Linked DNA regions of Homo sapiens: region 1 is linked to region 2. Evidence: chromatin contacts called from ENCODE Hi-C or POLR2A ChIA-PET data. All regions are on one chromosome and are shown on one strand. Each heading gives the region's core, a stretch centred on a gene start or an enhancer-like site at or near the end of the contact. The rest is flanking DNA. Distances are from core to core; before and after follow the strand shown. Region 1 holds the start of LINC02324 (long intergenic non-protein coding RNA 2324). Region 2 overlaps FUT8 (fucosyltransferase 8).

Evidence for each region. A loop is a pair of places that touch in the nucleus more often than their neighbours do. ChIA-PET counts read pairs that join two places held with the same protein, here RNA polymerase II (POLR2A). Pooled maps may share reads with other maps.
Region 1: a loop to region 2 is called in a pooled map, with 1.9 times the contacts of the local background. The contact joins the promoter of LINC02324 here to the enhancer-like site in region 2. A Hi-C loop is called at or near these places in 2 of 37 single-sample maps with no recorded cell type and 5 of 50 pooled maps. POLR2A ChIA-PET finds 5 or more read pairs at or near these places in 2 of 52 experiments (OCI-LY7 and T-cell).

What each region holds. Positions count from the first base shown.
Region 1 is chr14:65,221,035-65,223,734 of GRCh38, forward strand. LINC02324 (long intergenic non-protein coding RNA 2324) reads right to left here and starts at 1,313. Exons shown (of 4, transcript NR_103769.1): 1 at 1,185-1,313. RefSeq lists an enhancer at 1,646-1,785.
Region 2 is chr14:65,722,197-65,725,037 of GRCh38, forward strand. It overlaps FUT8 (fucosyltransferase 8), which reads left to right. Exons shown (of 11, transcript NM_001371533.1): 9 at 1,951-2,127. Among named protein-coding and RNA genes, the nearest start is that of MIR625, 250 kb to the left of the region's middle. Within about 2 kb of position 1,324, at least 2 of the 41 ENCODE cell types and tissues checked have a DNase peak (open chromatin) inside an H3K27ac peak, as active enhancers do; they include OCI-LY7, where a contact is called at or near this core.

The sequences.
Region 1 (2,700 bases), core at 63-2,562, 500 kb before region 2:
ATGTCTATTGTGTTTCTGTCATAGCACATACCCCAAGCCATGAGTACTATGCCTCATTTATTAGTTTGTTTTTTTGTTTGTTTGTTTGAGATGGAGTCTTGCTCTGTCACCCAGGCTGGAGGGCAGTGGCGCATTCTCAGCTCACTGCAACCTCCGCCTCCCAGGTTGAAGTGATTCTCAGGCCTCAGCCTCCCAAGTAGCTGGAATTACAGGCACACACCACCATGCCCAGCTAATTTTTGTATTTTTAGTAGGGATGGGGTTTCGCCATGTTGGCCAGGCTGGTCTTGAACTCCTGGCCTCAAGCGATCTGCCCACTTTGGCCTCCCAAAGTGCCGAGATTATAGGCATGAGTCACTGCACCCAGCCTAGTTTGCTTTTTATTGTCCATCTTCCTAATTAGGGTGAAATCTACAAGAAGGCAGGGCTACTGTCCATTTTCTTCACTGCTGGATCTCCGGCACATAGCCCTGGTTCTGACACCTGCCAGGGGCTTGATAAATATTTGCATCACCCACTCCACTTGTGCACTAGATGCCACCTCCCCTCACCTCCTCGAGGCATCTCTCCACCGGTCCCTCCTCTCTTGTGCATCATCATTTCTCCCACTTTCCTGGATCATTCCCCTCTGCAGACAAATGTGCTGTAATTTCTCCTATCTTAAAAAACAAAACAGATAGACAAAAAATCTTCTCTTGGCCCACATCCTCTTTCAGCCAACACGCTGCACATTTTATTTATTGCCTATCTCCTCCACTAGGGAAGAAGCTCCATGAGGGAATGGCTTGTGTCTGTTTTGCTTATTGCTGTATCCCTAGTACTTCAAAAGTGCCTGGTGCATAACAATTTTTGAGTTGATTGAATAAATCCTTTTGTGGAATAAATGAATAAAACAGTAAAGCCTTTTTCAATCAATAGAGAGAAAAATCAGTCTTATATCTTGAGCAATGTCTAAATAACTTAAAAGATCAAGATGGAGGCTGGGCACAGTGGCTCACGCCTGTAATCCCAGCACTTTGGGAGGCCGAGACGGGAAGATTGCTTGAGCTCAGGAGTTTGAGACCAGCCTGGACAACATAGTGACCCTGTATCTACAAAAAATAATTAATAAGAAAAGATCAACATGGAACCAAAAAACAAATATACATAGGACAGCTCTATAAAGATATGTAGCAGGTACTTACTGTGTATGTGTATTTTCCATTCTCTGCCTTCTAATATGAAAAGGTTGACAGGATAGTTTGAGGGAGAAAGGAAAATTTGCCATAGATTCCTCAGCATCAGGATAACCTCATTGCCTTAGGGCAAAAAATGAAGCCCAGAGGTAGTGACTTTTCCCAAACTCAGTGTCCTCCCTTCTAAGGGCTTAGGGCATAATCTTCCACAAAACACATCCGGATTGCTAACTCACAGTAAAGGAAAAGTTCTTACGTTTACATAGAACCCAGATGCCAGGAATTTTCTAGAAAATGGACGTGCAGTAATAGTGCCGGCCAGGAGATGGCGACGCGCCTTTCTGTCCAGGAGGACTACACTCTACGTGGCACTGAAGGACTGGGAGAGAAGGTTGGGGCCTCCTGGGGCCAGCCAGGGGCCTCTGGGGGAGGATGGCCTAGAAAACAGGGCTCTGCTTCAGAAGGCTCATTCTTGTTGGCGGGGCCCCCATGAGTAAAATAGTTGTTGTTGAATATGACACATTGTTAAGGCCTCAGATGCAAGAGCAATTACAAGTCCAGGGTGGTTGGCAGGTCTACAGTCAGGATATTTAACTCAAATTCAGGGAGTCTGAAAATCTAGGACAGCTCCTTGGCAACCCCGGACTGACAGATCTTTTGTTCGACTTTTCCTAGGTTTAGGCAACAGCCTCTGAGAGCCCACTAGATTTCCTCCAACATGGAGACTCAACCTAGCCAACATTCTACCACAAGAATCAGTACCTGGGCTTTGGGGTCCACCAACGCTTAAAATTGAGTAACTGAGTGCAAGGGTTGCAGGTAGGCAATGTGCCGATAGACATTTACATTTCCTAGAGAGAAAGTCCTTTGTTCCATCTCTTTCTCCAAGGGCTCTGTGATTCAAAAACCGGGACAGGCACAGTGGCTCACGCCTGTAATCCTAGCACTTTGGGTGGCTGAGGTAGGAGGGTCACTTAAGCTCAGGAGATTGAGACCAGCCTGGGCAACACGGCAAAAACTTGTCCCTGCAAAAAATACAAAAATTAGCTGAGCTTGGTGGCACATGCCTGTAGTCTCAGCTACTTGGGAGGCTGAGGTGAAAGGACTGCTTGAGTCTGCAGTGAGCAGGGTTGACAACACTGCACTACAGCCTGGGCAACAAAGTGAGACCCTATCCCGAAATAAATGAATACATAAGTAAATAAATAAATAAATAATTTAAAAAAAACGTTAAGCAACTACTCCAGTCTTTCCTCGCTAGAGGCCTCACTAATTCTTTACCCCAGCAAGTCCTCTGGGATACTGTAATTCTCCATTTTTTTTTTCATTGAGATGTGTCTCACTCAGGGGACAGAAAACACCATCTGTTATTTGAACAGAGAAGGTAATGTAAGAATTACTGGGGCCGAGCACAGTGGTTCACACCTCTAATTCCAGCACTTTGGGTGACCGATGAGAGAGGATCACTAGAGTCCTGGAGTTTGAGACCAGCCTGGAAAACATAGTGAGATTTCATCTCTACAAA
Region 2 (2,841 bases), core at 74-2,573:
TTAGAACAGCTAAGAAAGTTGCTTAGTAGTGCTCTATTACTGTCTCCAGTTCTCCTCTTCCTTTGCTTCTTTCTCCTCTTATCACAGCTCTCTTTTGGCTTTTGTTGTTGTTATTTTTGAGATAGGGTCTCACTCTGTCACCCAGGCTGAAGTGTAGTGGCTCACTGCAGCCTCAACCACCCTGGGCTCAAGTGATCCTCCTACCTCAGCCTCCCAAGTATAATAGCTGGGTCTAAAGGCATGTATCACCATGTCCAGCTTCTTTTTATTTTTATTTTCATATTTCCCACCCCACATCTTTCCTTGTGTCTTAGTCTTCATATGTAGAGGAGTTATTGACCCCATTCTAAGTGTTAGACGTAAAGAAGGTACATGTGAAGTCAGAATATCAAATCGTATTTCTTCTCATGTAACTTTTGATTGAAATTCAATGGAATCATTCGTTCTGCCCACTTCATCTCTATAGAGCCCACTGAACAATTCCAATTTCCCCAGAAAAAGAGTGATTATGAAGGATGTGGGAAGGAAAGATGATAGAATAGATGTTCATATGATTGTATCCACATCTGGGTTATAGTCTGGAATGCAAAGCAAAGAATAGCCGTGAAGATGGCAGAGTAACTCTGGTGAAATCAAACCTTCACTCCAGATTCATAATAAAAAACTGGCCTTAAGTTTGGCCCATATACTGTGACCTAAAGGCGTATAAGTCTACCTTTTTCTACATATAAATAGTGATTTAGTAATTTGGGGGGAGGGGAAGGCAAGATTTAAGGAGGGTGTTTTAATTTATGAAAATAAACTGTTATTTTTATTTCCATTAATATTGCTTTGGGGCCAGGCATAGTGGCTCATGCCTGTAATCACAACACTGGGAGGCTGAGGCAAGTGGATCACTTGAGCCCAGAAGTTTGAGAAAACTCAACATAGGCAACATGGTTGAAACCCCATCAATTAAAAAAAAAAAAAAAAGCAAAAATTAGCCAGGCTTGGTGACACATGCCTGTAGTACCAGCTGTTCGGGAGGCTGAGGTGAGAGGATCACTTGAGCCTGGGAGGCAGAGATTGGAGTGAACCATAATCACGCCACTGCACTCCAATGTGTGCAACAGAGCAAGACCTTGTCTTAAAAAAAAAAAAATTACTTTGGAAACACTAAGATGGGAGGAGAGAGGAGAAAACTGTGGAAGTCAGTGCCTTATTCAGTACAGGGAAGTGTGAATCTGTGTCCCCAATTTTACAATTTTGGGGCTTTTCTTAAATATGACAGGTGAAATTAATATCTGCTGTCATTTGATATGGTGAAAAACAGAGAAAGGAAATGCATTATGCCCACAACAGAAGGGCTGGAATCGGTTTCATTTACCTAAAATAGTAAAAACCGTTAAAAGGTTTGCTGGTCTTAACGGTGCTGTAAAAGTTTATCCAGGTCTATGTTTTCCTGGGACAACTTTTAAGTTCTACAAGCTGGCAGTTATGGTGACTCTCCAGGGTAAAATAAAGAGGAAAACCCTTGGTATCAGAACTTTACAAATAATATCTCTAATGTTCTTTAGTAACAACTGTGAATCCTGGTATCATCCTGGTAACAAAAATCTTAAGTTGTATTCAGTTTTTTTCCAGACAGCTGGTTGCTGCCTAGTATGAAATGCAGCTCTGAAATTTCCCATTTATTCCTAAGATGTGAATTATTTTCTCTATAAGAAATCATTCTTCAAAGGCTTTACTTACTTTCTAATTCCCCTTGTATTGTTTAGCCTGCAAATATATTTAGAATATGTATTTTTGAGTTTTTAAAATACTATGTGTTTTACTTTTTCTAATAGTGAAAATGAAAGAAAAATCAGTTAAAAATGCCTATAATGCCACCATAAGTAGGGGTATAAATTGAGTACCCTCAAAGCACCCAGTGTCAGTACATTACCAGTAGAATCTGAATTTCTCCCCCAGAGTCCATGTCAGACGCACAGACAAAGTGGGAACAGAAGCTGCCTTCCATCCCATTGAAGAGTACATGGTGCATGTTGAAGAACATTTTCAGCTTCTTGCACGCAGAATGCAAGTGGACAAAAAAAGAGTGTATTTGGCCACAGATGACCCTTCTTTATTAAAGGAGGCAAAAACAAAGTAAGTTAGACCAACTAGTGATTCTAGAGTGGGGTTGTCTCTTTCAGTTTAAAAGAATTCTTACTTCCCATGACTTGTGATTTTTGTATATTATTATTGCTAATTATTAGGGTTTTAAAAATTCAATGGACTATGTACTTGTGTAACTGTCAGTCTAATCAAAGTGTTTTTATTAGCCATATCCAATAATGCCTTATAAGAAGTCTAAAATGAACTGGACCACTGACTTACGCATTGTCACCAGCAATAATCATTATTATCATTAAAAGTATCACCCTACTTCTTGGTACTAAAATCTTCACTAGTCTGTTGGAGCTGCCATAACAAAATAACATAGACTGAGTGGTTTAAATTACAGAAATTTGTTTCTCCCAGGTCTGAGGCTGGGAAATTCAAGATCAAGATGCTAGCAAGGTAGATTTCATTTTCTCTTGGCTTGTAAGCAGCCACTATTTCACTCTGTGCTCTTGTGACCTCTTCTTTGTGTGTGCAGGGAACAGGAGAGGAAGTGTTCTGATGTCTCCACATATAAGGACACTAATCTCATCATGAGGGCCCCATTCTCATGACCTCATCTAAGCCTAATTATTTCTCAGTGGTCCTATTTCCAAACACCATCACATTGGGGTTAGGGATTCAACATAGGAATTTGTGCGAATGTAAACGTTCAGTCGATAACACTAGCCAGCCATACAGACTGTTAGCAATAAAACC